Regions from separate parts of the Homo sapiens genome. Here region 1 is linked to region 2. A link is a loop called in an ENCODE intact Hi-C map of the cell type or tissue named here. Cell type or tissue: PC-3. All regions are shown on one strand. Each heading gives the region's core, and the rest is flanking DNA. Links, peaks and the distances in the headings are about the cores only. Region 1 has its middle 47 kb from the start of CYSLTR1. Region 2 has its middle 140 kb from the start of RTL3.

Region 1 (16,871 bases), core at 5,243-13,242, 140 kb before region 2:
AGTTTCTTGTCTTTCCAGAAATAGTCTATGCATTCATAAGCATGTGTAAGAATGTGTGCAAGTATGTGCATGTGTGTGTGTTTAGCAAGTGGCACTACACTTCACAGTCTGTACCTTGGCTTTTTTTACATATATTTTGACCATCTTTCCATATTTTATGTAAACAACTAAACTCTTTTTTGCATATCTTTATTTTTATTTTATTTCAATAGGTTTTTGGGAAACAGGTAGTGTTTGTTTACATGAATAAGTTCTTCTGTGGTGATTTCTGAGATTCTGGTGCACCCATGATCCAAGCAGATTTGTAGCCTGGGAGCAATAAACTATACCACAGTAGGCGATTCCATCCAAGTTTGTGTAAATATACTTTATAATGTTTGAACAATGATGAATTACCTAACAATGCATTTTTCAGAATGGCATCCCCATCATTAAGTGATGCATAATTGTATCTTTTAAATGATGAGATAATATGCTTTCTACATTTTTTGTGTTAGGATGTCCTAACTTTTATGAAATAATGGTAAATAGTAGAAGTAGTTCACTTTTTATTGTTCTTACTTGGTGAAATAAAAATCTGGCCATCAGTGGCCAATCCCTATCTCCATCCAACTTTTTTTCTGAAAATTTTATTGGTTCATGAAATTCAAAATTTTGGAACCATTTGCCTTGTACAGACATTTTCAGGCCTTGAACTAGTGAGGGATGGCAGGTAAGAGGGAGAAGGAGCATTTGTATGGGATGTTTCCACTATTACTCAAGTCACATTGCACATAGGCACCTATATATGGTATACGTTGTTGACCTTGTTTGGTGGTGTCACTGAATTTAAATATTAAAAAATGACATTACTGATACCATAGTAATCCCATTTTGGCTAAACCTGCGTTGTGTTATATTCTTGTGGTATAAAAACCAATGGAAGAAAACCAAATGGATTTTAGAGCTGCCAAAAACCAGTTTGCTAGTTTTGTTTTTCTAAATTAGGGACTGCTGTGTTGTACAAATAAAATACATACTTTTCAAGGTTTAGTATTTAATAACTTTTTGCAAGTTAAACTTTTATTCATCTAGATATTGCATAGTTTGTCCCCGTCCTCATGGAAATTATATATTCATGACAGAAAAAATTGTTCTTTGTGAGGGAAAGGCTGTACTTGTTCACTAAGTGTATGGTTTCAGAAGACACACCGTGGGAGAGGGAAAGATACACTCACCAAGCCAGCCAAACTATGGAATTTTAGAGCTGAAAATGACTGTGTATTAAATTCTTTTATTTTTAGATAAAGAGGGAAAAAAGGCTCAGAAAAGAATGTGATTTCCACAAAGTAAGTCAGTTTGTCAAGAGTAGAGACAGGACTAGGACCTTATTTCAGGCCCGCCTTCCTTCTATTTTGTGTCCACTTTTACAGATTGATTCAGATAAGCCATGCAATGATGTATTGAGGCTGAGTCATCATCAGGTCCTTATAAACCCACAAATAAAAGATAGAGTCAAAAGAGGCCCTGTTTCTACTATCACTGAAGACATTTTGGTATTTAATATTTATCTTAATCTACTGGTATGCGACTGCTAGGGTGTCTGGGGTCTGATTCTACTAACCCTGAGGAAAGCATAGAACTTTCATCACCTCAAACCTAGTTGAAAATTGGTCCCAGAGATAAAATATTTCATGTCTCAGCATCACCAGTGTAGAACAGAAATTAATACAGGATCCTGACCAGCAGAGGACAAGAGCCAGTATACTTTTGGTAAAATAAAAGTGGTAACTCCTAACTTTTTGTAGAGCAAATTAAAATGAGGTGAATATAAATTAAGGAAAGAACTATAGATTGCCTAGAAAAAAGGTATCTCTAAAGGGTATTCATTTTCTTTCTTTTTCCATTTACACTCATAATTTCAGAGTTTGGTGATGTGAGAAAATATAAAAATATAAGATAATAACTATTATTCTTTTTTCCTTTTTTTAATACACTTTAAGTTCTGGGATTCATGTGCAGAACGTGCAGGTTTGTTACATAGGTATACATGTGCTATGGTGGTTTGCTGTACCCATCAACCCGTCATCTACATTAGGCATTTCTACTAATGCTATCCCTCCCCTAGCCCCCAACCCCTCGATAGGCCCTCGTATGTGATGTTCCCCTCCCTGTACCCATATGTTCTCATTGTTCAACTCCCACTTATGAGTGAGAACATGCGGTGTTTGGTTTTCTGTTCCTGTGTTAGTTTGCTGAGAATGATGGTTTCCAGCTTCATCCATGTCCCATGAACTCACTCTATTTTATGGCTGCATGGTATTCCATGGTGTATATGTGTCACATTTCTTTTTATCCAGTGTATCATTGATAGGCATTTAGGTTGGTTCCAAGTCTTTGCTATGGTAAATAGTGCTGCAGTAAACATATGTGTGCTTGTCTTTATAGTAGAAAGATTTGTAATCCTTTGGATATATATCTAGTAATGGGATTGCTGGGTCAAATGGTATTTCTGGTTCTAGATCCTTGAGGAATCGCCACACTGTCTTCCACGATGGTTGAATTAATTTACACTCCCACCAACAATGTAAAAGCATTCCTATTTCTCCACATCCTCTCCAGCAATTGTTGTTTCCTGACATTTTAATGATCACCATTCTAACTACCATGAGATGGTATCTCATTGTGGTTTTGATTTGCAGTTCTCCGATGACCAGTGATGATGGGCTTTTTTATACATGTTTGTTGGCCGCATAAATATCTTCTTTTGAGAAGTGTCTGTTCATATCCTTTGCCCACTTTTTGATGGGGTTGCTTGTTTTTTTCTTGTAAATTTGTTTAAGTTCCTTGTAGATTCTGGATATTAGCCCTTTGACAGATGGATAGATTGCAAAAATTTTCTCCCATTCTGTAAGTTGTCTGTTCACTCTGATGATAGCTCCTCTTGCTGTGCAGAAGCTCCTTAGTTCAATTAGATCCCATTTGTCAATTCTGGCTTTTGTTGCAATTGCTTTTGGTGTTTTAGTTATGAAGTCTTTGCCCATGCCCATGTCCTGAATGGTATTGCCTAAGTTTTCTTCCAGGGTTTTTATGATTTTACATCTTACATTTAAATCTATCTTTGATCCATCTTGAGTTAATTTTTGTATAAGGTATAATAAGGAAGGGGTACTGTTTCAGTTTTCTGCATATGGCTAGCCAGTTTTCCCAGCACCATTTATTAAATAGAGAATCCTTTTCCCATTGCTTATTTTTGTCAGGTTTCTCAAAGATCAGATGGTTAAAGATGTGTGGTGTTATTTCTGAGGCCTCTCTTCTGTTCCATTGGTCTATATATCTGTTTTGGTAAAAAGTACCATGCTGTTTTGGTTACTGTAGCCTTGTAGTATAGTTTGAGGTCACATAGCGTGATGCCTCCAGCTTTGTTCTTTTTGCTTAGGATTGTCTTGGCTATATGGGCTTTTTATGGTTTCATATAAAATTTAAAGTAGTTTTTTTCTAATTCTGTGAATAAAGTCAATGGTAGCTTGATGAGAATAGCATTGAATCTATAAATTACTTTGGGCAGTATGTCCATTTGCACGATATTGATTTTTCCTATCCATGAGCATGGAATGTTTTTCCATTTGTTTGTGTCCTCTCTTATTTCCTTGAGCAGTGGTTTATAGTTCTCCTTGAAGAGGTTCTTCACATCCCTTGTAAGTTGTATTCCTAGGTATTTTATTCTCTTTGTAGCAGTTGTGAATGGGAGTTTGCTCATGATTTGGCTCTCTGATGGTCTATTATTGGTGTATAGAAGTGCTTGTGATTTTGCACACAGATTTTGTATCCTGAGACTTTGCTGAAGTTCCTTATCAGCTCAAGGAGTTTTGGGGCTGAGATGATGTGGTTTTCTAAATATACAATCATGTCATCTGCAAACAGATAATTTGACTTCCTCTCTTCCTATTTGAACACATTTTATTTCATTCTTCTGCCTGATTTCCCTGGCCAGAACTTCCAATACTATGTTGAATAGGAGTGGTAAGAGAGGGCATCCTTGCCTTGTGCCAGTTTTCCAATGAAATGCTTCCAGCTTTTGCCCAATCAGTATGATATTGGCTGTGGGTTTGTCATGAATAGCTTTTATTATTTTGAAATGTGTTTCATCAATATCTCATTTATTGAGTGTTTTTAACATGAAGGGGTTTGTCATTGGTTCTGTTTATGTGATGGATTATGTTTATAGATGTGCATATGTTGTACCAGCCTTGCATCCCAGTGATGAGTTGGTCATGGAGGATAAGCTTTTTAATATGCTGCTAGATTCGGTTTGCCAGTATTTTATTGAGGATTTTCACATTGATGTTCATCAGGGATATTGGCCAGAAATTTTCTTTTTTTGTTGTGTCTCTGCCAGATTTTGGTATCAGGATGATGCTGGCCTCATAGAATGAGTTAGGGTGGAGTCCCTCTTTTTCTATTGTTTGGAATAGTTTCAGAAGGAATGGTGCCAGCTCGTCTTTGTACCTCTGTTACAATTTGGCTGTGAATCCATCTGGTCCTGGGCTTTTCTTGGTTCATAGGCTATTAATTACTGCCTCAATTTCAGAATTTGTTTTTGGTCTATTCAGGGATTCGACTTCTTTCTGGTTCAGTCTTGGGAGGGTCTGTGTGTCCAGGAATTTATCCATTTCTTCTAGATTTTTTAGTTTATTTGTGTAGAGGTGTTTATAGTATTCTCTAATCGTAGGTTGTATTTCTGTGGGATCAGTGGTGGTATCCCCTTTATCATTTGTTATTGTGTCTATTTAATTCTTCTCTCTTTTCTTCTTTATTAGTCTGGCTAGTGGTCTATCTATTTTGTTAATCTTTTCAAAAAACCAGCTCCTAGATTCATTGATTTTTTGAAGGGTTTTTCATGTCTCTATCTCCTTCAGTTCGGCTCTGATCTTAGTTATTTCTTGTCTTCTGCTAGCTTTTGAATTTGTTTGCTCTTGCTTCTCTAGTTCTTTTAATTGTGATGTTAGGGTGTCGATTTTAGATCTTTCCCACTTTCTCCTGTGGGCATTTAGTGCTATAAATTTCCCTCTAAACACTGCTTTAGTTGTGTCCCAGAGATTCTGGTACATGGTGCCTTTGTTTTCATTGGTTTCAAAGAACTTATTTATGTCTGTCTTAATTTTGTTATTTGCCCAATAGTCATTAAGGAGCAGGTGTTTCAGTTTCCGTGTAGTTGTGCAGTTTTGAGTGAGTTTCTTAATCCTGAGTTCTAATTTGACTGCACTGTGGTCTGAGAGACTGTTTGTTATGATTTCCTTTCTTTTTCATTTGCTGAGGAGTGTTTTACCTCCAGTTATGTGGTTGATTTTAGAATAAGTGTGATGTGGGGCTGAGAGGAATGTGTATTCTGTTGATTTGGGGTGGAGAGTTCTATAGATGTCTATTAGGTCCACTTCATCCAGAGCTGAGTTTGAGCCCCGAATAGACTTATTAATTTTCTGTCTCATTGATCTTTCTAATATTAACAGTGGGGTGTTAATGTCTCCCACTATTATTGTGTGGGAGTCTAAATCTTTTTGTAGGTCTCTAAGAACTTGTTATGAATCTGGGTGCTCCTGTATTAGGTGCATATATGTTTAGGATAGTTAGCTCTTCTTGTTGCATTGATCCCTTTACCCTTATGTAATGCCCTTCTTTGTCTTTTTTGAACTTTGTTTAAATTCTGTTTATCAGAGACTAGGGTTGCAACCCCTGCTTTTTTTGCTTTCCATTTGGTTGGTAAATCTTTCTCCATCCCTTTATTTTGAGCCTATGTGTGTCTTTGCATGTGAGATAATGTCTCTTGAATACAGCACACTGGTGGGTCTTGACTCTTAATCCAATTTGCCAGTCTGTGTCTTTTAATTGGGACATTTAGCTCATTTACATTTTAGGTTAATATTGTTATGTGTGAATTTGATTCTGTCATTATAATGCTAGCTGTTTATTTTGTCCATTAGTAGATGCAGTTTCTTCATAGTGTCGATAGTCTTTATATTTTGGATTGTTTTTGCAGTGGCTGGTACCGGTTTTTTTTTTTTTTTTCCATATTTAGTGCTTCCTTCAGGACCTCTTGTAAGGCAGGCCTGGTGGTGACAAAATCCCTCAGCATTTGCTTGTCTGTAGAGGATTTTATTTCTCCTTCACATAAATCTTAGTTTGGCTGGATATAAAATTCTGGGTTCAAAATTCTTTTCTTTAAGAATGTTAAATATTGGTCCCCACTCTCTTCTGGCTTGTAGGGTTTCTGCAGAGAGATCTGCTGTTAGTCTGATGTGCTTCCTTCTGGGGGTAACCCGACCTTTCTCTCTGGCTGCCCTTAACATTTTTTCCTACATTTCAACCTTGGCAAATCTGACGATTATGTGTCTTGGGGTTGCTCTTCTTGAGGAGTATCTTTGTCATTGTCTCTGTATTTCCTGAATTTGAATGTTTGCCTGTCTTGCTAGGTTGGGGAAGTTCTCCTGGATAATATCCTGATGTGTGTTTTCTAACTGGGTTCCATTCTCCTTGTCACTTTCAGGTACACCAATCAAACATAGGTTTTGTGTTTTCACGTAGTCCCATATTTCTTGGAGGCTTTGTTCATTCCTTTTCACTCTTTTTTCTCTAATCTTGTCTTCATGCTTTATTTCATTAAGTTGATCTTCAATCTCTGAGATCCTTTCTTCCACTTGATTGATTTGGCTATTAATACTTCTGTATGCTTCATGAACTTCCCATGCTGTGTTTTTCAGCTCCATCAGGTATGCCCACAACTGCTGTCTAGTTCACAGGAAGCCATAGAGGTATAACAAAACAAATGAAATAAAAACAAACAAACATTGACAACTAAACCTTTACCTCATTTGCTGTAGTAGGGGAAATACTTTCTTTTTTCTTTCGTATTTTCCTAGGCAATATTCTTATGCAGTTTCCTTGGATATATGCTGATTTGGAATTTAGACATCTTCATAATGGGTAATAAATATTTCGAGCAAAGGAGTGGGGGTAAGAATATCTCCTGGTTTGGAGAGAAAGTAGAGAGAGGCAGTGTGTTTACAAACAAAAATAGGACCAGGAATAGTCAGGATGCATCATACTGTTCTGTAAGCAAAGGATAGAAAGGTTAGTGGGGCCTAGAATCAACCACCAAGAACATTTAATATCTACTGTGAGCAAGATACTCTGCTATGTACTGAATCTGAAGCTCAGGGAGGGTGTGTGTGTGTGTGTGTGTGTGTGTGTGTGTGTGTGTATGTACCTGCATGTGTATGTGTTTATTTCTGTCTGGGTGGTCATGGAAATTAGAGATAGCTCAATTTGAATGAAGGGAAAAGTAAGGGAGGACTAAACAAAAAATAAATACTTATGTATAAGATTTGGCTTGACTTGAATAATGAAGCAAAGAATTAAAAACCAACCTCTCTATTTAAGATTTACCTTGTCAACTTAGGTGTGGCATTCTTTTGTTTTTGTAATATTCAAATTCCAAACATCTAACTTGGCATTTTGGTTACATGTTTTAAAGCTCTTTTACCTAGATTGTTTGTTCCCCATAACCGTCAATGGTGGCCTATTGACCAGAGTGTCTTTCTGGATTTCCATGGGTTAAAGTACATTCTCCCCAGTATCTACTAAGGCAGTAGTCTCATTGCCAAAGTTAGCATTTAGTGTAACCAAAATGCCAAGGTCAGATATTTGGATTTTGAATATTTTAAAATTTTAATTTCATTTTAACATCTTAATTTCATTTTAACATTTTAAAATTTTAATTTGAGGCATAATTTACAGGCTATATATTATCACAAAGTTCTGTGAGTGCTATGTGTTTTTAAAATCATATAATTATGTAAATATCACCAAAATCAACATATGGAATAATCCCATCATCTCCTTCTCCTTGGCTTCCCTTGTGCTGCTCCTAGTCCCAGCTTCTGGCAGTCACTGATATTTTCTGTCAATACAGTTCTTCCTTTTCCAGAATGACAATAGAATCATAAAGTAAGTTTGTAGTCTTTTACTGTAGCTTTTTTACTCAATATAAATATTTTAAGATACATCCATGTTGCTGCATAGTTCAGTAGTGAATTCTTTTTATTTTTCTATATTACTTCATTGTATAGATAGTCAGAGTTTGTTTAATCCATTTACCAGCTAAAAGACATCTGGGTTGTTTCCAGTGTTTTTTTCTTTTGCCTCCTCTCACTGTGTATTTTCAACTAGCCTGTGTTAGAGCTCACTAATTCTTTCTTCTGCTTGATCATTTCTGCTTGTTGAGAGGCTCTGGTACATTCTTCAGAATGTCAATTAAATTTTTCAGCTCTAGTATTTCTACTTGGTTTAAAAAATATTTTAATCTCTTAAAAATATATCTCATAGGATTCTGAATTACTTCTCTGTGTTATCTTAAATTTCACTGAGCTTCCTCAAAACAGCTATTTTGAATTCTCTCTCTGAGAGTTCACATATTTCTATTCACTCCACAACTGGTCACTGGTGCCTAGTTAGTTTCTTTGGTGAGGTCATGTTTTCTTGGGTGGTCTTGATACATGTGGATGCTCGTTCTGCAGTTATGAGGAAGATTTGACCTAATAAAGATTTATCAGGAGGATAAGGTGCTTGTGGACTACTGCATGAGTACAGGGATGCCCCAAATACACCAGTGAGTTTAGAGTGATTTTTAACTGGTGTCCTCCATATAAGGAGAAGACTACTGCTTTAGTAGATACTAGGGAGAATGTACTTTAACCCATGGAAATCCAGAAAGACACTCTGGTCAATAGGCAGCCATTGATGGTTATGGGGAACAAACAATCCAGGTAAAAGAATTTTAAAACATCTAGGTATTGAGAAAGATGCCCTTACTCCATATATAATGTTTATTTCCCCCATTCCAGACAATATTTTAGGCATGGATATTCTGTTAGGAAAGACTTTGAAAACTTCAGTAGGAGAATTCAGATCAAAGGTGTGTGTAGTAGTAAAGGCTATTCCCAGGGGAGAGGTAAAATGGAAAACTGCACAATCTCCTGCCCCTAGGTGGGTTGTCAACCTTAAATGATACAAATTGCCTGAGGGGCATGTTGAAATAAGTGCAGCTATTGAGGATCTCCAGGGAATTCCTCCAGATCTTACCAAAGACCACCAAAACAGTACCGCTATGAGTCTGAAAAAGTAATGGCATTATTTTGGGGGTGCCCCCTAATGCAGATATGGCTGCAATGATCAAAGACTTAGATCAGAACACTCAATCCCTAAATCACAACACTCAACTCCCTTTGAATACTTGGAAAGCCTTCCCAAGAAGGACAGGTAAAAACAAGCCCAGATGGTGAAAATTACAATAAATACTGAACTCCTCAATGCCTAGACATTTATGAACATTCATTTCACATAGAAATGGCTGGTTACCCTGGAATTTCTCTCACAGATGCTTCATACCCTTTGTCCATTTCTTGGTCTCTTGGCTACTGGCTAGCTCACTTGTGGTGAGCAAATACATGCAAGCTTACACCCAAGGTCTGAGGGAGCTGAGAGGTTAAAGAAAGAGGCTTTACAAATCCAGTTTCTCAGAAAGAAACATTTTAATAGGGACTCAGGAACAGAAGCAATGCCTCTGGTGGCCAAAAGAAAATTTATCTCTGCATCTGCCTTCTAGAAAGTATTTATATAGCAAACTCTTTTTTTCTTGGTAAAATGTGTGCAGCTGGTTATGTCTCAGACCTTCTTGTGAAACTTGTGAACCATGAGGAAGTTAGATAAGCATCTTTATGAGGGGTTATTTATGCTACAGTATTTTTTCTTGATCTTGCTGTGAAAATGCCTTGGTATGTAGGAGTCAAACATTAGTCATTATGTTAGTTTCATTTCAAGATGGCATTACTCTTGCCATGCAACAGGCTGTTTTCCTATAATAATTTTTTATTTAATATTTTGAATATAAAATAGAGTCACATAGTTAGAAGTCAAATGACATAAAAAGGCTAATAGTGACATGTGTTTCTTTTTCTTATCACTGTTCCTTATTCATTCAGCTTCCAATTCTTTGCTCTTCCACAGATAAGTACGTTACTTAGATCTTTTGTGCATATTTTCACAGTTTAAAAAATTTAAATAAAAGCAAGTATAAAATTATATTTTAATTGTATATCCTCTTTTAAAACAAAATGTAGCATTCTAAATATGATGTCTTGCACATTTTTTTCTTCATGCCACAATGTATCTTATAGATCTTTTTTATAGTAATACCTAGAGGGCTTTCTCATCTATTTTTATGTTTTGTTTATTCCATTGTATAAATGTATCATAACTTATTTAAATAGTCTTATAGTTGCAGACCATTATTTTCAATCTTTAGATATTGCAAATAATGCTTCATAACAATATAATGTTATAGTGATCTATTATTTTATTCTATAGATATAGCACCATTTATTTAAACAGTCCTATACTGTTGAACAGTTAGACTCTTTCCAATATTATACATAATGCTGAAATCAACATCAGTATACTGATATGTTGTATGTATCTGTTTTCCTATAAATAAATATGGATCAATTATGGGAACAAATTTTGGTCCAAGATTGTTGTTGTCTTGTGTTACTATGAGAACCAAAGACAATTGCCATACTCCTTAGCCTGTGGCCATAGACAAAATTCCCACATATCTGGATGACGACAATAGAATTAGGGAGCCTATTAAGCCATGCTGAGCAACTATTTAAATAAATCAAAGAGTACAGGGGAGCCAAGTGTACGGACAATCAGTAGAGAAAACTAAAATGGCACTCCTGTTATGTCTTCCTGGACCAAAATCACAACCAGGTTGGCATTCGAGAAGGGAAACCATGATATATATGGGAATTCTAGATTAATATTCTACCCCCAGTATACAAAGACGGTATTTCTGACTCTTCATCAGTAGGCTACATTTTTAAGGTTGTTCTTCAGTTGTGGGGATGACTTATACTATGACCTTTTTGTGATTTATGACTCATACTTGGAGGATAGTTGACTGAAGTTAGAGTGTCAATGGTTATAGAAGCAACCATCCAGTTTGAGAAAATTCTTGTATCTTTAACACCATACTACAGCAATTGAAATTACCTAGGTCCTAAGGTAGTAGGAGCATGTAAATAACATGCCTAGAAGAAGTATAATATGTCAAAATATGCCCAAAAGAAGGTAAAGAGAATAAGTGTATCTTTCGCCATTTTTTTTTTTTTTTTTTGAGACAGAGTCTCGCTCTGTCGCCCAGGCTGGAGTGCAGTGGCGCTATCTCCGCTCACTGCAAGCTCTGCCTCCCGGGTTCACGCCATTCTCCTGCCTCAGCCTCCCCGAGTAGCTGGGACTACAGGCGCCCACCACCACGCCCGGCTAATTTTTTGTTGTTGTTGTATTTTTAGTAGAGACAGAGTTTCACCATGTTAGCCAGGATGGTCTCCATCTCCTGACCTTGTGATCCGCCTGCCTCGGCCTCCCAAAGTGCTGGGATTACAGGCCTGAGTCACCGCGCCTGGACGGATTTTTTTTTTTTTTTTTGAGCCGGAGTCTCGCTCTGTCGTCCAGGCTGGAGTGCAGTGGTGCAATCTTGGCTCACTGCAAGCTCCGCCTCCTGGGTTCACACCATTCTCCTGCCTCAGCCTCCTGAGTAGCTGGGACTACAGGCGCCCGCCACCACGTCTTGCTAATTTTTTGTATTTTTAGTAGAGACAGGGTTTCACTGTGTTAGCCAGGATGGTCTCGATCTCCCGACCTCGTGATCTGGGCTCCCAAAGTGCTGGGATTACAGGCATGAGCCACCACGCCTGGCCCATCTTTGACCATGTTTTTAAGCTATTGGCCCAGATGCCTTGATGGGTGAATAATAATATACATAAGGGCATCCTTGAAAAATCATCAGGGTGAAAAATATTGGAGAGCAGTCTATATGGTTAAACAGGTTGCTTACTGTAGACTTGTGTACCAAATACCCAACTTCTCTTGGCAATGCATTATCTACTCAAAATGCAGAAATCTCCATGTAGCCTAGATTGGCAGAGAAATCTAGATTGTATTTTACACCAGAGGTACATGCCAAAATTTTATTTGGGAAATGTTTTTCAGCATTTTTCTGTTTCTGAGGATTAAGACATGTGGAGACTAGGTAAAATTATTTAATAACTGTTTTAATCTCTGTGGTGCTTTTAGATTCTATGCCAAATGAATGCTCTTTGGATGTACTACTGGGTGAAAGGGTAGGCAGGCTATTGAGAAACTGCAGCAGAGCTTTTTTCATATTTGTTGAAAACTCCTTCAGATGCCTGGTGTTTAACTGTGTTCTAAGAACTCCACCAAGTTTAGAAGTGCTTCTGCTACCTGACAAATGGAGCTTCCCTCACCCCACACTGTGGTCTTTCAGACATCTTATAAATAAGCAATTGAATCTGTTAAGGCTTTGCTATTGTCTTTTAACCATTCAAAACAAGAAACAATTTATTAAGTGTTTCTGGTAAGCTGACATTTCTTGGAAATGGTGCTGAGAGGAAGCTGGAATGCTGCCACTGGCCCTTTTACCTTAATCAAGATTATATAATATTTAAATACCGGAAGTCTTGCAAAATTTCTTGGCTTTCTGTGCCACGTTATTCTCTCATTTTTTTTCTGTCTCTGATTGCTTTTTACCTTCATTGCTGACTAACTGTTGGTATTCTCCTAAAGTTCAATATCCAGTTTTCTCTTCTCCCTCAAGGATCTATCAGCTTTCATAATCTCAGCTATCCCTTTATGTAGTTACCAAATCATTGCTTTCAATTCTCACTACTCTATTAACTATATTTTTAATCTCTTTCATTTTCAATTGGGAATATGATACAAGCTCTTTCCCACAAGCTTAAGTGTAATATCAGACAGATTCTAACTTCCCTAACTCAACTGTTTAGCAATGTTACCCCTCCAGTATACACACAAGACTTAGGAAAGAAGTAAAAAGTTTCCAGCAGATAATATCTTAATAGTTTTCTGATTCACCTCTCTTTTCATACCACTTCCATTGTCATTATTCTATGTTTAGCTTCTGGCATAGTCCTGAAATTACAATAGCCTTAGGACATAACATCAAGAAAAGATGGATAGACAAATGCAATGTACTGAAACATATGCACCTCGAATATAGAAACACTCTTAGGTTCCTCTGGTTATTACATGTAGAACACTGCACCAGGTCCTTGTTGTCTAGGAGCTCACAGTTCAGAGTGGGAAACAGTCATTTGAGTAGACAATTATAGTAGTGTAGAGAATGTTAAAATATAGTGCTGTGGCTGCAGAGATGAGGCACTTAGCTCAGAATGATCAGGGCCTAGTTCTTGAAGGAGGTGATGCTGTATCAGAGTCTTGAAAAAGGAAACATTAGTCAGGCAGAGGATAGGAAGCATTCCAGGCCAAGTGGGTAACAATACATGGAGATATGTATATGGATTATACATATATGAAATATATATTTGTATGTGTATGTATATATGAGTCTATTTGAAAATTTGACAAGAACACGGGGCCTTGTGGAGAGAGTAGAAGTAGATAAGATCTGAGAAATTTGCAGGAGCCATAATTATTTTATTTCATCTATTTTATTTTACTTTATTCAATAGTTTTTGGGGAATAGGTTGGTTTTGGTTATATGAATAACTTCTTTAGTGGTAATTTCTGAGATTTTGGTGCACTTGTTACGTGAGCAGTGTTCACTGTACCCAATGTGTAATCTTTTATCCTTCAGCCCCCTTCTTCCCCTGAAGTCCTCAAAGTCCATTATGTCATTCTTATGCCTTTGCATCCTCATAGCTTAGCTCCTGCTTATAAGTGAGAACAAACAATATTTGGTTTTCCATTCCTGAGTTACTTCACACAGAATAATGGTTTCCAACTCCATCCAGGTTGCTGTGAATGCCATTATTTCATTCCTTTTTATGGCTGAGTAGTATTCCATGGTGTACATAGACCACATGTTTTTTATATAATTGTTGGTTGATAGGCATTTAGGATGGTTCCATATTTTTGCAATTGTGAATTGTGCTGCTCTAAACATGTGTATGTAAGTGTCTTTTTTGTATAATGACTTCTTTTTCTCTGGGTAAATACACAGTAGTGGGATTGCTGGATCAAATGGTAGTTCTACTTTTAGTTCTTTAAGCAATCTCCATACTGTTTTCCATAGTGGTTGTACTAGTTTACATTTCCACCAGCAGTGTAGAAGTGTTCCCTTTTCACCACATCCACGTTAACATCTATTGTTTTTTGATTTTTTGATTATGGCCATTTTTGCCAAAACAAGATGGTAACTCATTGTGGTTTTAATTTGCATTTTCCTGATACTTAGTGATGTTGAGCATTTTTTTCATATGTTTGTTGGCCATTTGTACATCTTTTAAGAATTGTCTATTCATGTTTTTGCCCTCATTGTGATGGGATTATTATTTATTTTTTTCTGCTGATTTGAGTTCCTTGTAGAGTCTGGATATTAGCCCTTTGTCTGATGTACAGTTTGCAAATATTTTCTCCCATTCTGTGGGTTTTCTGTTTACTCTTCTAATTATTTCTTTTGCTGTGTAGAAGCTTTTTAGTTTAATTAGGTCCCATCTATTTATATTAGTTTTTGTTGCATTTGCTTTTGGATTCTTGCTCATGAACTCTTTGCCTAAGGCCATGTCTAGAAGTACTTTTCAAATGTTATCTTCTAGAATTTTTATGTTTTCATGTCTTAGATTTAAGTGTTAATTCATCTTGGGTTGATTTTTGTATAAGGTGAGAGATGAGGATCCATTTTCATTCTTCTACATGTGGCTTGCCAATTATCCCAGCACCATTTGTTAAACAGGGTATCCTTTTCCTACTTTATGTTATTGTTTGCTTTGACAAAAATCAATTGGCTGTAAGCATTTGGCTTTATTTCTGGGTTTTATATTCTGTTCCTTTGGTCTATGTGACTACTTTTATAGCAGTACCATGCTGTTTTGGTAACTATAGCCTTGTAGTATAGTTTGAAGTCAGGTAATGTGATACCTCCAGATTTGTTCTTTTCACTTAGTCTTGCTTTGGCTGTGCAGGCTCTTTTTTGGTTCCATATGAATTTTTGGATTTTTTTTCTAGTTCTGTGAAGAATGATCATGGTAGGTACTTTGGTGGGAATTGCATTAAATCTGTAGATTGCGTTTGGCAGTATGGTCATTTTCACAATATTGATTCTACCTATTCATGTGCATGGGATACGTTTCTATTTGTTTGTGTCATAAATGGTTTCTTTCAGTGGTGTTTTGCAGTTTTCCTTGTAGAAATCTTTCACCTCCTTGGTTAGGTATATTCCTAAATATTTTATTATTATTATTTTTTGTGGCTGTTGTAAAAGTGATTGAGTTTTTGATTTGATTCTCAGCTTGGTCATTGTTGGTGTATAGCAGTGCTACTGATTTGTGTACATTGAATTTTGTATCCTGAAACTTTACTAAATTTATTTATCAGATCTAAGAGCATTTTAAATGAGTCTTTAGGTTTTTCTAGGTATATACTCATATCATTGGTGAACAGAGACAGTTTGTCTTCTTCTTTACCAATTTGGATGCCCTTTATTTCATTCTGTTGTCTGATTGCTCTGACTAAAAGCTGGTTCTTTGAAAAGATAAACAAAATTGATAGACCATTAGCAAGATTAACCAAGAAAAAATAGAGAAGATCAAAATAAGCTCCATTAGATACAAAATGGGAGATATTACCACTGACACCACAGAAATACAAAAATTATTTAAGGCTACTAGGAACACCTATATGCACACAAACTGGAAAATCTAGAGGATATAGATAAATTCCTGGAAATATACAACTCTCCTAGATTAAATAATAAAGAAACAGAAACTCTGAACAGACAAATAACAAGTAGTGAGATTTAAATATTAATTTAAAAAATGCCAACTAAAAAAACTTCAGAACCATATGGATTCACAGTTGAATTCTATCAGACATTTAAAGGAGAATTGGTGTCAATCCTGCCAAAAGTATTCCAAAAGATAGAGAAAGAGAGAATCCTCCCTAAATCATTTTATGAAGCCAGTATCACCCTAATACTAAAATCAGGAAAGGACATAACAACAACAACAACAAAACTACAGACCAATATCCCTGATAAACATAGATGCAAAAATCCTCAGCAAAATACTAGCTAAGTAAATCCAACAGCATATCAAAAAGATAATCCACCATGATCAAGTGGGTTTCATACCAGGGGTGTAGGGATGGTTTAACATACACAAGTCAGTAAGTGTGATATGTTACATAAACAGAATTAAAAACAAAAATTTTATGATCATCTTACTAGATGCAGAAAAAGCCCTTGACAAAATTAATATTTCTTCATTAAAACCCTCAGCAAATTTGGCATAGAAGAGACATACCTCAAGGTAATAAAAGCCATTTATGAGAAAAACCCACGGCTAACATTATTCTGAATGGGAAAAGTTGAAAGCATTCCCCCTGAGAAGTGGAAGAGACAAGGATGGCCACTTTCACCACTTCTGTTTAACATAGTAGGGGCCATAATTCTTGTCAAGTATGGGTATCTGGTTTAGTCCTATAACTAATTGATAATGCCAAATTAAAAGTTGTTATGAGGAATGCTCAAGATAAGCAATGAATGAGGTTTGAGAAATGAAGAAAAAAGTCATAAAATCACAAAAAGCAGATGTAAGTATTAAAAAATAAAGTCATCTGGGGAGACAAGGTGGAGTAAGATGGCAGAATAGACTTTGTCTTGCCACCCATTGACCCGCCTGCAAGGACACCAAATTAACAACTATCTACACACACACACACACACACACACACAAACCTTCAGAAAAAAACAAAAATCAGGCGAGCACTTATAGTAC
Region 2 (16,871 bases), core at 3,538-11,537:
AGCTTGTATTCCCCCTATACTACAGCAGCTGATGCTCTCTTGAAAGTGCCACCTCCTGACTTGAGGCCAGCCAACTCAAGCCATTACAGCAACTCATAAAATAACAACCTTGCTCCAAGAAAGGAAAAACAACAACAACAGCTAATTCCACTTCCTGTAACATCCTGGCTAACCCCGAGATCTTGAGTCTGTCCACGTGACATCTTCACTGCTAGCACAACCAGCATTTGAGAAAACCAGCACACTAAACAAAACTACAACCAAGGACCCTCAAAGAGTTTACTTCGTTCCCCTGCTACCTCCCACCGGAGCAGGTGCTGGTATTCATGGCTGAGAGACCTGAAGACAGATCACATCAGAGGACTCTTTGCAGAGACTCCCCAGTACCAGCCCCTAGCCTGATAGTTCTGCTGGGTGGCTAGACTCAGAAGAGCAATAACAATCACTGCAGTCTGGCTCTCAGGAAGCCCCATACCTAGAAGAAGGGGAAGAGCTTCACATCAAGGGATCACCCCACGGGAGAAAAGAATCTGAACCGCAGCCCTTGAGTTCCAGATCTTTCCTCTGACATAGTCTACCCAAATGAAAAGGGACAAGAAAATATTCTGGTAATATGAAAAAGCTATGTTCTTTAACACTCCCAAAAGATCACACTAGCTCACCAGCAATGGATCCAAACCAAGACAAAATCTGTGAATGCCAGAAATAATTCAGAAGGTCAATTATTAAGCTACTCAAGGAGGTATCAGAGAAAGGTGGAAACCAACTTAAATAAACTTAAAAAAGATACAGGATATTGACAACAAATATATAGATAAATTTATTTTTATTGTAAATCAAAACAATCACAACTTCTGAAAATGAAAGACACACTTAAAGAAATACCAAATACACTGGAAAGTTTCAACAATATAATCAAACAAGTAGAAGAGAGAACTTCAGAGCTCAAAGACAAAGCTTTCAAATTAACCCAGTTCGGCAAAGCCAAAGAAAAACAAATCACAAAAATGAACAAAGCCTCCAAGAAGTTTGGGATTTGTTAAATGACATAAAATAAGAATAATTAGTGTTCCTGAGAAAGAAGAGAAATCTAAAAGTTCCAAAAATCTATTTGAGGGAATAATCCAGGAAAACTTCCTTGGCTTTGCTAGAGATCTAGACATTCAAATACAAGAAGCTCAAAGAACATGCGGAAAATTCATGGCAAAATGATCATCACCTAGGCATACAGTCATTAGGTTATCTAAAGTCAAAATAAAGGGAAGAATTTTGAGATCTGTGAGGCAAAAGCTTCAGGTAACCTACAAATGAAAACCTATCAGATTAACAATAGATTTGTCAGCAGAAACTCTACAAGCTAGAAGGGATTGGGGTTCTATCTTCAGCCTCCTTAAACAAAACAATTATCAGCCAAGAATGAAGGAAAGATAATGACTTTTTCAGACAAATGCCCAGAGAATTTGCCACTACCAAACCGGCACTACAAGAACTGCTAAAAGCAGCTCTAAATCTTGAAACAAATCTTCGAAATACACCAAAATAGAACCTCTTTAAAGCATAAATCTCACAGGACCTATAAAACAACAACACAATGAATAATAAACCAAGGAATTCAGGCAACAACTAGCACAATGGATAGAATAGCACCTCACATCTCAATAGTAACTTGAATGTAAATGGCCTAAATGTTCCACTTAAAAGATACAGAATGGCAGAATGGATAAGAATTTAACAATCAAGTATCTGCAGTCTTCAAGAGACTCACCTAACACATAAGGACTCACATAAACTTAAGATAAAAGGGTGGAAAAAGATATTCCAAGCAAATGGTCACCATAAGCAAGCAGGAGTAGCTATTCTTATATCAGAAAAAAACAAACTTTAAAGCAACAGCAGTTAAAAGAGACAAAGAGGGATATTATATGATGATAAAAGGACTAGTGGAACAGGAAAATATCACCATCCTAACTATATATGCATTTAATACTGGAGGTCCCAAATATAAAAACAATTATTACTAGACCTAAGAAATGAGATAGACGGCAACACGATAATAGTGGGGGACTTCAATACTCCACTGACAGCACTAGACAGGTCATCAAGAGAAAGTCAACAAAGAAACGATGGACTTAAGCTATACCCAAGAACATATGAACTTAGCAAGTATTTACAAAACATTCTACCCAATAGCTGCAGAATATACATTCTATTCCTCAGCACATGGAACATTCTCCAAGATAGACCATATGATAGGTCACAAAACAAGTCTCAATACATTTAAGAAAATCTAAATTATATCAAGTACTCCCTCAGACTATAGTGGAACAAAATTAAAAATCAACTTCAAAACAAACCCTTAAAAACGTGCAAATACATGGAAATTAAATAACCTACTTCTGAATGATCATTGGATCAACAGTGAAATCAAGATGGAAATTAAAAAGTTCTTTGAACTGGACTATAATAGTGACACAACCTATCATATCCTCTGGGATACAGCAAAGGCAGTGCTAAGAAGGAAGTTCACAGCGTTAAATGCCTGCATCAAAAAGTCTGAAAGAGCACAAATAGACAATCTAAGGTCACACCTCAAGGAACTAGAGAAACAAGAACAAGCCAAACCCTAACCCGGCAAAAGAAAAGTAATAATCAACATGAGAGCAGAACTAAATGAAATTGAACCAAAAAATACAAAGAATAAATGAAACTAAAAACTGGTTCTTTGAAAAGATAAACAAAATTGATAGACCATTAATGAAATTAATGAAGAAAAGAAGACAGAAGATGTCAATAAGCTCAACTAGAAACAAAATGGGAGATATTACAACTGATACCACAGAAATACAAAAGATCATTCAAGGCTACTAAGAACATACCTTTATGCACACAAACTAGAAAACCTAGAGGAGATGGATAAATTTCTGGAAATATACAACCCTCCTAGATTAAACCAGGAAGAAATAGAAACTCTGAACAGAGAAATCAGTGAGATTGAAATGGCAATTTAAAAATTCCCCACAAAATTTCCAGGGCAAGATGGATTCACAGTAAAATTCTATCAGACATTCAAAGAAGAATTGGTACCAATCCTATTGACACTATTTCACAAGATAGAGAGAGGGAATTTCCCTAAATCATTCTATGAAGCCAGTATCACCCTAATACCAATACCAGGAAAGGACATAACAAATAAAGAAAACGACAGACCAATATCCCTGATGAACATAGATGCAAAAATCCTCAACAAAATACTGGGTAACTGAGTCCAACAGCATATCAAAAAGATAATCCAACATGATCAAGTGGGTTTCATACCAGGGATAGAGTGATGGTTTAACATACACAAGTCAATAAATGTTGTACACCACATAAACAGAATTAGAAACAAAAATCACATGATCATCTCAATAGATGCAGAAGAAGTATTTGACAAAACCCAGCATCCCTTTATGATTAAAAGCCTCAGCAAAATTGGCATAGAAAGGACATACCTAAGATAATAAAAGCCATCTATGGCAAACCCACAGTCAACATTATATTATATGGAGAAAAGTTGAAAGCATTCCCTGAGAACTGGAAGAAGATAAGACTGCCCTCTTTCAGTACTTCTGTCCAACATAGTACTGGAAGTCCTAGCCAGAGCAATTGGACAAGAGGAAGAAATAAAGGGCATCCACATCAGTAAAGAGGAAGTCAAGCTGTTGTTGTTCACTGGTTATATGATTATATATCCAAAAAATCCTGAAGACTCATCCAAAAAGCTCCTAGAACTCATAAATGAATTCAGCAAAGTTTCAGGATACAAAATCAATGTACACAAATCAATAGCTCTGCTATACACCAACAGCGACCAAGCTGAGAATGAAATAAGTACTCAACCCCTTTTACAATATCTGCAAATGAAATGAAATGAAATGAAATGAAATAAAAATAAAATATAATACTTAGAAATATACCTGACCAAGGATGCAAAAGACCTCTGCAAGGAAAACTACAAAGCACTGCTGAAAGAAATCATAGACGACACAAACAAATGGAAACACATTCCATGCTCATGGAGTGGTAGAATCAATATTGTGAATATTACCATAATGCCAAAAGCTATCTAAAAATTCAATGCAATTCCCACCAAAGTATCATCATCATTCTTCACAGAAATAGAGAAAACAATTCTAAAATTCATACAGAACTAAAAAAGAGTCCACACAGCCAAAGCAAGACTAAGCAAAAAGAATAATCTGGAAGTATCATTTTACTCAACTTCAAACTATACTATAAGAACGTAGTCACCAAAACATCATAACACTGGTATGAAAATAGGCACATAGACCAATGAAACGGAATAGAGAAACCGTAAGCAAAGCCAAATACAGCCAACTGATCTTTGACAAAGCAAACAAAAACATTAGGTGGGGAAAGGACACCATATTCAACAAATGGTGCTGGGATAATTGGCAAGCCACATGTAGAAGGATGAAACTGTATCCTCATCCCTCACCCTATATAAAAATCAACTCAAGATGAACCAAAGACTTAAATCTAAGACGTGAAGCCATAAAAATTCTAGAAGATAACATCGGCAAAACCCTTCTAGACAATGGCTTATCCAAAGACTTCAGGACCAAGAACCCAAAAACAAATGCAACAAAAACAAAGATAAATAGATGAGACCTAATTAAACTAAAAAGCTTCTGCACAGCAAAAGAAATAATCAACATAGTAAACAGACAACCCACAGAATGGAAGAAAATCTTTGCAAACTATGCACCCAACGAAGGACCAATATAAAGAATCTACAAGGAACTCAAGTAAATCAGCAGGAAAAAACAAATAATCCCATCAAAAAGTGGGCTAAGGACATGAATAGACAATTCTCAAAAGAAGATACACAAATGGCCAACAAACATATGAAAAAATGCTCAACATCACTAATGATCAGACAAATGCAAATCAAAACCACAATGCAATACCACCTTACTCCTGCAAGTATGGCAATAATCAAAAAATCAAAAAATAATAGATGTTGGTGTGGATGTGGTGAAAATGGAACACTTCTACACTGCTGGTGGGGATGTAAACTAGTACAACCACTATGGAAGACAGTATGGAGATTCCTTAAAGAGCTAAAAGTTGATCTACCATTTGATTCAGCAATCCCACTACTGGGTATCTACCCAGAGGAATAAAAAGTCATTATATGAAAAAGATACTTGCTCCTGCAAGTTTATAGCACCACAATTTACAATTGCAAAAATGTGGAGCCAGTCTAAACTCCCATCATTCAACAAGTGGATAAAGAAAATATAGTGTATATATATATATAGCATGAATACGCCTCAGCCATAAAAAGAATGAAATAATGACATTTGCAGCAACCTGGGTGGAGTTGGAGACCATTTTTCTAAGTGAAGTAACTCATAAATCAAAAACCAGACATCGTATGTTCTCACTTATAAGTGGGAGCTAAGCTGTGTGGATGCAAAGGCATAAGGAAGGCATATTTTTAAGTTACAAGAGATTAGAGAGTGACTCAGTCTTCCAATGTAAAAAATTCTGTAAAACTTTTGCTACTTGAGTTATGCCAATATGGACAGAGAATGTGGCACATTTCTAAACTCTACTTCTCTGATCTTCTTCTGTTACCCAACTCCAGTCAGTCAGTGCCCACTAATTTCTGGATTTTTTTAAAAGGGGGCTGCCTTTGTGTATAGTAACAGTAGAAAAATAGGGCAGACCCTATATGGAGTTTGGAGGGATATCCGATAAACTATTTCATGTTAGTTTTGTAGGATGAGCTGGTGAAATTTGGACTACAAGAAAGTGCAGATATGGGGAGGAATTCATGACTAATTAAATGGTTGGATTCAAAGAGTTGATTTTAATGGATGTATTGTAGCAGGACGAGCCACAGACAAAACCTCCCAGACACCGAGTTGTAGAAGGAAGGGCTTTATTCAGCTGGGAGCATCGGCAAGTTACTGCCTTGAAATCCGAGCTCCCTGAGTGCACAATTTCTGTCCTCTTTAAGGGCTCACAACACTAAAGATTTTACATGAAAGGGTCGTGATTGATTTGAGCAAGCAAGGAGTACGTGACAGGGGCTGCATGCACCAGTGGTCAGAGAGAAACAGAACAGGGCAGGGCATTCTTTTATACAATGTCTGGAATCTATGAATAACATCGGTTTCTAAGTGACTGTTAGATAATATATTTACTGACAGAAGCCATGTGTTATTTCACCAAATGGGAATTAATCTCCTAAATTAGAGAGTTGTGTAGTTAGAGTTAACATAAGGCATTAGATGTTTTCTTTTGGATTTCTGGCAGGGAATTACTCATTGCTTAATAATTTGGGGGGAAAAATTTGCAGTGCCAGATAATGACATTTTCTCTTTAACAACAGCAAAATCCTTGTCATCAGTGTTTCTATTTCTTTAATTCCTCAAGGTGACAGCTTAGCTCATGTCTAAGGCACTGTGCTGAGAGCTCTGAAAAAGCAAAACTCTTCCCTCTAGGACCTTCAAGCATTTACACAAATTACTTCCATGGTACATGGTGATCTATGAAAAGGGCCAAATGAGAGGCACTGAATATACAACAGGAACCCTGGGAAGGGAGAGAGGGAGGGACGATTATGTTCTGGGAAGGCCTTTTGAAGGAGGTGAGAACTTAATCTTAATTGCAGTTAAACTGCTAAAGACTTTTGCTATATCCTTTCTTTTTGGGGAAATTTAGGGCCTTGTGGAAACTTGTAAACATGGAACTTTGTAATCCCTATACGAGATAAACAAGGAAATTGAGAAAGGAAAAGTCACAGTCTGGAAATATTTTGCAGGCCTGTCTATGAGGCCTAATGCAAAGGTTAATTCAAGAGCATTCTTTTCTTTTCTTTTCAGTTTGTTACCTTTCCATAGAAATGAGAGCCCCCTGCTGTTCTCTGCCATCAGCTGCTTTGTTCTGCTAATCAGGGAATGAAGCTGAGAATGCCCCTTGGCTCTGGGAGAGGGAGAAAAGAACAGGTGCCAGAGCTCATGTATTGAAATAGATCAAGGGTCTGTTCATCACTCAATCATTCTCCAGTGTAAGATACTCAAGAACAAACAAGTCCACTGTGAGTCAGAATCTGCCAACAGTCTTTTTCCTAGTAGTTTGAGGATACTAAGTAGTTTGGCTAAGTATGAGTTGCTGTACCCTAGGTATTATACTGTTAGGGAAATTCCCCACTGTCTGCCAAACATTTCAACTCAGCAAAAATTAGATCTGAAAAATGTTGATGAGCCATAATAAGTTGTACATAGTGCCTTTTAAGAAATGAACTACTAAATATATTCTAAGCAAAGAAGCAGTTCTGGAAGAATAATGGCTGAACTTCAAATTTTAGGGTTCTCACCTGCTTGTTGCCTCAGGCCTAGCCCCTTTTCCTCAACTCATTGCAAATTCATACTTAATCTTCTCTTCTGCCCTAGTGAAAATATATTTTAACCGGGAGTCCATAAATGTGGGTGCTAGGTCTGGCTTTATCACTAGTTGTCAGTTTTCCCATCTGAAAAGTGAATGCCTAGCTCACAGTGTGCAGTTGTTGTGGATGTTGGATTTTTTGAGAAAGCTGCATGTGAAGGTTAATGGGCTGCACAGATACAAGGTAGTTATATTATTACTTAAACTCCATTGTGGAGACTAGGAACATTTGGAAATTGCCTTTACTTGAATGTTCAGTCTGAATAAAATTTGCCTCTGGATTAAAAGTCCTCAGCCTCAGGGAAAGACCTACTCTAGTTTAGTGTCTGTTTTTGTGTGTTCTCTCCCTGTTCCAGTCCCTCTCCTTCTCCCTCTCTGTCTCCCTCTTCTTCCTTCTGTCCTTCCCTTCCATCCTGCCCACTTCTCTCTCTCATACGCGGGCATGCAGGCATGAACACATGTATGTGCTCGCACATGCGTGTGCACACACACACAGTAAAAAAAGGACAATTTAAAAAGGGCATGCCTTTTGTCACAGATGCTTACAGAAACACATAGAACTTTCAAATTTTATGGTATAATAGCCTTAAAACTTTTACTCTACCTTGAAGTTCAACTTTAATTGATTTTAATTATCTATATACAATTACTTACTTAGATTCTGTCTTCTTTTACAAAGAATTTGAGACATTCAGGCTTAACTTGTTCAAAACTTTAGGTGGTATTCAAACCAATGAAGACTGCTTGCCTCAAATCTTCAAAGGGAAATAAGAAGTTGCTGAGTTATGCAGCAAAATACAAGTGTTATCTTTTTCAGATTACACAAAAAGTTATTAAAAGCGGTAATTCAGATATTTCCTGTGAAATCTGCTGTGAACAAATTCATTACAGACCCATGTAGATTGTAGGGCTTACTCATGGTTTACTAGCTAAAAGTGTCATGGGGAAGAAAAGATATAAACAGAATTTTGCCCTGGTGCCATTCACCTGTAGACCATTCAGTTACACCACTGAGGGAGAGTCTTAGGTTGGAGTCTTCACCATCATGTAAGGATAACAGATATTTTTTGAAAATTTCTAATTAGAAGCATTGAGCACTTCTGTAACTAATTTCTATAACCATATGTATAGGACTAGATGGGAAGAAAAAATATAACCAAATTTACAACAGATGGGAACATAACTTTTGCCTTAAATTGTTGCACCCCAATGTACTAATTGAACATTTAATCTTGCTATTGCTTATTGACAGATTTGTGTGTGCGCATATGTGCATGTTTGTATTCTTTCTGACTGGACCCTAAACTGATTGAAAGCAGGATTCCATATCTTACTTTGTATCATTATCTTTATCCTTCATATCGTTATCTTTTTGTGCTGTAATTAATGTTTGCCAGAGGCTGCATTGTCCTATTTGGAAAATCTAAATTGTATAAGCAACCCTACCATCTCTGGTGTTACAGTTTCCATTTTCAATTTGAATAGTCTGGCTTAAAAAATATATTAACTTGGCCTTCACATAAGACAGTAAATAAGCATTTCCTTTTTTGTGTGTAAGGATGCACACAATTCAGCTTAACGACTGTAAACAGCATAAATGCACAATCTTTAATTCGGCTGATCACGTTTCACTTTGCTTTTTTATAAAAAAAGATTATTTGTATCTCTCTTTTTAACAGTTTTATTGAGGTGTAATTGTTGCACAAAAATTTGAATGTATTTTATGTGTACAATTTGATGGGTTTAAACACATGCATACACCCATGTATCCATTACCACACGCAAGATAATAAACATATTAAGGTTGTTCTTGATAAAAGTTAAAGATACTCATTTTTACTTTGGTGCGGTTGGGAGTTGCTGGATTCCACGTCATTCTGAGGTGACATGTGACTCATTTGCACGCATTCACTCATGCAGGTGTTTTTGAAGTGGTATTTCTAGCCCAGATAAGGGAAGATGACTGTCTACAGAATTCTGAACAGCAGTTGTCTTACTCAGTTTCCTGTTTCACCCAGTTCCTTCTGAGTACTGTTAATAAAGGAATCCCCTTTCTGTTGTGCAAAGACATAAAATGTCATGACTTGACCAAGATTATCATTGTTGACTTTTTGTGCTAGGGACAAATTTCCAGTTTTTTTTTTTTTTGATGGAAACAAGGAATCTATCCTTGCCTCAAACAAGAACAAGAGCTATGTACTCACAGAAACTAAAAATCAAAAGAATTATCAAGGGAAGATACAGGGTAAAAGGATTATCAGTAGGGTCAATGGAAAGTATTAATATTTCAGACATGACCTGCTCATAGTTGTCTTTTGTGATCCGAGTCTTTTTGAAAATGATAATCACTAAGGGATATTTTTCTTCTTGGGCATTTGTTTTTCCTTTATCTTTATTTTTAACCTTCCTGTCTTTCACTATTTTATATTGCATCCAGTGTCCTCATCTTTATTTCGCTTGTAAACTCCTTGAAGGCAGAATGTGAGAGGTGGCCCAAGATACTTCTATGACTTCTCAAACTGGTCAGAGTTGCTGAAATTAGTAGCATTAATTTTATAGGCTATGTATTAGGGCATTACCTCTCTAGAAGGCTATACTAAAATGCAGATTTAATTAGAGAAGAGAACCCATGAGCAGATTACCATAAATTAGGTAATTAGATTAGCTGTCTGCCTGCCCATGCCTTCACTAGAGATGTTTGGATGCCATGAATGAAATTCCAGTGTCTAGATATTACTCAAGAAAACACAGGGATGCTCATTGTCTAATGAGAGTATGGGTAAACATTTTAATGGTTTTCAATGTGACATAATCAACACTCATTAACAGAGGTGGAAATGGGGATATTGTGTAAAACACACTTATTCAATGGTATTATGATTTTGACTCATCAGTTGACTATTTCCATTGCTTTCCTGTAAGTTTGGTGAAAGCCTGCCATGTTTGTCTTGTACACTATTCTATCCTCAGTGTCTACAACAGAGTAAGCCCTTATGAAATGTTAAATGAATGAGTTTAAGTGATTGAACACAAAATGAAAAGTATATATCATTCAAAATTGGCAGCTTTTGAAGGAGTAATACTTTGGACATGGAATAGGAATAGGGATTTTATGGTGTTTACTAAAAATATGGAAACTTGGTGATGGAAAACCTCCACTGAAGTTATTAAAATTATCTTTCTTTATATTTTCTCTGCAGTTTCAGTGGCTGATGGTCACTGGAATGATGTAACTGCTCAGTGCTTTTCCTGCTTTGTATATTTCCAGAAACTCTTCTCTAAAATACTTCAGATGGTGTGCTAACTCCTCAGAATGCACACCAATGATGTACTTGTTTTTTTTCTTTCACAATTGAGATTTTGTTGGTTATGTTGAGGACCGGTACACAAACATTTCAATTTGTACACAATTCTTAACATACATATGAAAAATCTAAAAAGCTGTGTATTGTAATTCTTTTCAAAACAGTTATTCCAGTGATCTTCCAGCTTAAAAATTGGAGGCAATTTTTTCTTAAGAGGATATCAAGTACCAGTATCTTCAAATGTTGTTAACTTGTTACATACATCCTACTGATTCAAAATTTAATAGCATATATACTACATACACAAATTTTTAATCTTTCACAGCACATTAGCAAAGTTATTAGGAAAGTAGGGCTACCACGACCAAAGATAATATAGAGTGCATGATTATGACAGGAAGAGCCATTATCAAGGGGTGATTTTCTTTAGGAAACAGTTCTACTGAAAACAACATGGGAATATAAGTAATTTAAAAATGTTCAAGATATTAAATACAGGACTGTGACTCCATATTGCCATTTATAGTATGCTTTTTATTATAGGATATAAAAACTAACCCCCTTTAATGGAATGTTAAGCTGACACCCAAGACAATCAAAGCATCCCCAAATTCAATATCCCACATTATTTTCTGATTGCACCAAAAAACAAACGAGTGAATGATTTTGTCTCTTAAAGAAAAGCATTTACACTTAAAAAATAGGATGAGATGAAATTCCTCCCTTCTTAAACTGTTTCTAGAGCTACTAAAAGGCTTGCATTTACAAAATAGTTGATAAAAATATTCCTCTGGATTACACAAGAATGGAGGCATGGAGCACTGATAAGACATGATATATGATAATAATCAGATGTGGCTTCTTTCTCTCTGGCTTCATCGGCAGCTAGACTCTCCTTGGTTTTCTGCAGGTAAATCTTTTTTTAGTTTCTTGGTTCACCATTTTGGCCTGTTTTCCCTTTTGTCCCCTTTTTTCTTTTGTTTGCACTATTTTGTCTGAAAATGTATCCTTTCCTGCTTCTTTTTTTGGCTTCGTTTCCCCCCCCTTTTTTTTTTTGAGACGGAGTCTTGCTCTGTCGCCCAGGCTGGAGTGCAGTGGCACCATCTTGGCTCACTGCAACCTCCGCCTCCTGGGTTCAAGCGATTCTCCTGCCTCAGCCTCCTGAGTAGCTGGGAGTACAGGTACATGCCACCACGCCCAGCTAATTTTTTTTTTATTTTTAGTAGAGGCGGGGTTTCACCATGTTGGCCAGGATGATCTTGACCTCCAGACCCCATGATCCACCCACCTCGTCCTCCCAAAGTTCTGGGATTACAGGCGTGAGTCACCGCGGCTGGTCCGTTTCCACTTTTACAGTTGCAGACGTAACTGAGAGCCGCGCTGATCTCCTCGTCAGCTCTTCCTTCACTGCCTGTAAGGCTAAGCTGACCTTTTTCTTGGGCATTTTAGTGGCCAAGAGGTGCATGCTGAGAGGTTTCAAGAAGCTGGGATGTCTGGCTGCTGCCACTCCTTCCACCACCTGAGCTACCAATGATGTATTTGATAGAGATTAGGTGAGAGAGGTACATCAGGAAGAGCCCAGAATGAAAGGTCAGAAGAACAAGTGGGCAGTGGTGATGTTGAAGTCACTGCTACTATGGGTTTATGGTGCTTATCACCCTGTACTGTAATTATCCATGTACAAAGTCCTACAGAGTGACTTTTTGGTCACTGTGGCTTACCAGTGGCTCTCTGTGGGACTTTGAGTCCCTAGTAATCCAGACAAGGTCTCATTTATATTTATATCTTTACTGGTTAGCAAAGATTTTCTGCCAGCCACATAAAAGGTACCTGGTAAAGGTGTGTTGAATGAATGATAGAGGAACCTAAAGAGATGCTTTTTAGTATTTGTTAATTCATCACAATTTACTGAGCATCAGTTATATGCCAGGCATTATGATAGTCATCCAGTGTAAGACTCTTTCCTGTCCACAAGGCATTGATAGTTTTAGAGGGGTACAAGTAAATGAATAATTATAAATTTATGAGTAAATGCAGCAGATAAATATATGTGGGATATTACAGGAGCACAGAGTAGTCATACCTATCCTAGCTGAAAAGAGGTGATGATAGAATCTGATTTATTCATTATAAAAAATTTACTATAAGCACTATTATTAAACATGAGATTAGCCATTTGTTGCCAATTGATATATTATTATCAATATGAGAGAGATTCTAGGACATGCATGACCAATGGAAACCACTGAATTTTTTTCTAAAATCTATTGTCTTAATGACTACACAATCACAGCCCCCTAAAATTAGCCAACCATAACTACAATGTTGTTACTAATGACAGTAACCTTACAAGGTAAGCAGGGTTTTAAAGGATAAGTAGTAGTTATTCAGGTGAAGCCTAGGAGGAAAGGAATTTCCAGGGGAGGGAATAGTGTAAATAAATTTGTGTAAGAAACAGAGAATTGGCAAAGTGTGTGGCAAAATTTATATCTTTTAGGTTATAGAAATCGATGAGAAATTTTTAGCGGTAGAGTCATCTGATGACGTTTGACTATAACAACAGTCACACTTATGAAGCTCTCACTACGCCAGGCATAGCTCCAAGGGCTTTATTTCTATATTAACACAGTTAACCCTCACAGCATCCCTATGAATTAGGTACCATTGCTGTCTCCTCTTCATTGGTGGGAGAAGGTTAAGTAAAGTGTCTCACATCACTAATAAGTGATAGAGTCAGGAATTGAACCATGGCAGTCTGACTAAAGAGTACCTGTATTTAACCACTTCACCGTAAATATTATGGGGCAAGTTTGGATTTCAAGAGTCCATACAGGGAGTTCTTGCAAGATCCAGGTATGAGTTGATGAAGTCCTGAACAAAGTCAGTGGAAGTAAAGATAGACAGAACAGAAGAAGAGATAAGGAGAGAGATTTTAAAAGTCCATATAAAGTAAAATTGTCAGGATTTCTATCAAATATGAACTTGGAGAGGGTGGTCAAAAGAAGGTAGAGTCAGACGAAACTTTTGTGTTTCTCTGGGTCAAGGTATCTTTAAGACAGATAAGTAGAGAGATCTAGCAGGAAGATAGATATTTGATTCTGAAACTGAAAAGGGAGATCTAGGCTGATGATAGAAAGTTTATACAAATATGTAGATAGAAAAGGGAAATGGACTGATGATAGAATGCTAGGAAATGCCAGTGTTTTTAGGAGTAAGTGAAGATGAGGAGTCAATGCAGGAGGCAGAGAGCAAGAGGTCAGGGAAGCATGAGAATGTGGCATGGTGGAATCTAAGGAGATATAATGTATTAACAAGGAAGGCATAATCAAGAGTATCAAACACAGCAATGAAGTCCATTAACTGAAGGATTGAAAAGATACATTGAATTTGACAGGTGATTGGTAGCCTTAGTGAAAGTAGTGTCTTTGAAATATTGGGAGTGGAAGTCAGACTGCATAAATTAAGAGAATGGAAGATGAAAACGTGGTGACAGTGAAGGTAGACAAGTCTTTCAAGAAGTTTGATGGTTTCAAAGAGGAGAGAGTTAGGGAGATAGCAAGTAGGGGCTATGGAAACACTGAAAGTTTATTCTTTCAGGTTATAGATTGAAAGAGAGTTGAGCATGCTAACAGGTTGAAGAAATGGATGGGGATGTCTGATGGTAAGGACTTGATGGAGGTTAGAGGGGGTGGCACTAAGGGTTTAGTCAAGGGAGAATTTCCACATTTGACACAAGGGAAAAAGAGATAAGGATGAGTATGGAGGCAGATAATTTTGTAAATAGAGATGAATGGGTAAAAAATAATTAGGGAGATAAGAGGGGCTTAATTTTTAGATTAATTTTACCACTTTTCCTTAAGCCCACTGTAAACTTTTTGCCTCCTTATTTGGTAGCTAGCTTTGTTTTCTCTTTCATTGGGAAAATGAGTCTACGGTGGAAGATAGGAGACAGTAAACATAGTTATACAAAGGTAAAGGATATGTAGTTCCAAGCCTCAAAGGTTTCAAGCAGGGAGAGATCAAAACCAGTGAAGGAAAATACAGGCCCAGGCAAGTGTAGGTATTGAGGTTTTACTCATTTACATGTAAGTAGCATTTGTAACAGACATTGAAAGATAGGTAGTGTTGCCACATGTGGCAAGTAAGTCAAAGTTAACATTCACTATCTTCTCATCTCCTCATCAATATTTCTAACTGTTTTAATGAGAGAGAAAATGAGACAGACGGGGAGAGAGAGAGAAAGATAGAATTAATGAATATGTAATAATTGAGTTGTACCATCAATGTTTTATGATGTTTTGAATACTGTATTCATCCATTCTCGCATTACTATAAAGGACTACTTGAGACTGGGAAAGTTATAAAGAAAAGAGGTTTAATTGACTCAAAGTTCTGTAGGAGGCTGTACAGGAAGCATGGTCCGGGAGTCCTCAGGAAACTTACAATCGTGTCAGAAGGTGAAGGGCAATCAAGCACTTCTTACGTGGCTGAAGCAGGAGGAAAAGAGTGATGAGGGAAGTGCTACACACTTTTAAACATGAGAGCTCACTATAATGCGGGCAGCAAGGGGGAAGTTCACCTCCATGATTTAATCACCTCCCACCAGGCACCTCCTTTAACATTAAGCAAAAGCAAATTTCTCAGGAGAAGAAGAAATTCTGCCTCAGGACTGTAACATAGAAATCCTGTTTGTGCCGGGCGTGGTGGCTCACGCCTGTAATCCCAGCACTTTGGGATGGCTGAGGCGGGTGGATCACGAGGTCGGGAGATCAAGACCAGCCTGGCCAACATGGTGAAACCCCGTCTCTACTAAAAATACAAAAAAGTTAGCCAGGCGTGTTGGCGGGCGCCTGTAGTCCCAGCTACTCGGGAGGCTGAGGCAGGAGAATGCCATGAACCCAGGAGGCAGAGCTGGCAGTGAGCCGAGATCGCACCACTGCACTCCAGCCTGGGCAACAGAGCGAGACCCCGTCTCAAAAAAAAAAAAAAAAAAAGAAATCCTGCTTGAATTTTCAGACTGTTGGCAAGTCCTACAGATTTCAGACTCAAGACTATAACATTAATTCTTGACTGAGATTCTAGCCTTCTGACCTGCCTGCAGATTTTGGAATTTCAAGTCTGCACAATTATATAAGCCAATTACTTAAAATAAAAGCTGGAAGCATTCCGTTTGAAAATCAGCGCAAGACAAGCATGCCGTCTCTCACCATGCCTATTCAACATAGTACTAGAAGTACTAGCCAGAAAAATCAGGCAAGAGACAGAAGTGAAGCACATCCAAATAGAAAGAGAGGAAGTCAAATTATCTCTGTTTACAGATAATATGATTCCATACCTAAAAAAACCCATAGCCTCTGACCAAAAGCTCCTTGGCCTGATAAATCACTTTAGCAAGGTTTCAGGATACCAAGTTAATGTACAAAAATCAGTAGCATTTTTGTACACCAGCAACATCCACACTATGAACCAAATCAGAAATGCAATCCCATTCACAATAGCTACAAAAATAATAAAACACCTAGGGATATAACTAGCCAAGGGGATAAATGATTTCTACAATAAAAATTACAAAACACTGTTCAAATAAATCAGAGAAAACACAAACAAGTGAAAAAACCTTCCATGCTCATGGATAGGAAACATCAATATCATTAAAATGGTCAAACTGCCTAAAGTGATTTCCAGATTCAATGCTATTCCTATCAAACTACCAATAACATTCTTCTCAGAACTAGAAAAACTTTTAAAATTCATATGAAACAAAAAAAGAGTCTGAATAGCCAAAGAAATCCTAAGCAAAAAGAACAAAGCTGGAAGTATCACGTTACCTGACTTCAAACTATACTAAAGGGCTAGAGTAAACAAAACAGCATGGTACTGGTAGGAAAAAATCCCAGGAACATAGACCATTGGAACAGAATACAGAGGTCAGAAATAGGGCCTCACACATATGACTACCTGATCTTTGGCAAAGCTGATAAAAACAAGCAATGGGGAAAAGATTTCCTACTCAATAAATGGTGTTAGGATAACTGGCTAGCCATATGCAGAAGACTAAAGCTGGACCTCTTCCTTATGCCATACACAAAAATCAATTCAAGATTGATT

The links. Hi-C counts contacts between places; a loop is a spot of excess contacts. Peaks named below come from ENCODE experiments on the same cell type or tissue, not always from the same donor. Only the 100,000 strongest peaks of a DNase experiment are listed, where the experiment ranks them.
Region 1: a loop joins it to region 2, with 3.0 times the contacts of the local background. A loop is called at or near these places in 2 of 110 quality-filtered maps.

What each region holds. Positions count from the first base shown.
Region 1 is chrX:78,366,438-78,383,308 of GRCh38, forward strand. No RefSeq gene overlaps it. Among named protein-coding and RNA genes, the nearest start is that of CYSLTR1, 47 kb to the left of the region's middle. In PC-3, for the core only: a CTCF peak has its summit at 9,595; a DNase peak (open chromatin) is centred at 9,724; H3K27ac peaks cover 4,159 bases.
Region 2 is chrX:78,507,983-78,524,853 of GRCh38, forward strand. It overlaps the pseudogene HMGN1P34. Among named protein-coding and RNA genes, the nearest start is that of RTL3, 140 kb to the right of the region's middle. RefSeq lists an enhancer at 6,394-7,373. In PC-3, for the core only: a CTCF peak has its summit at 6,929 (motif pointing left); DNase peaks (open chromatin) are centred at 7,119 and 9,409; H3K27ac peaks cover 2,527 bases.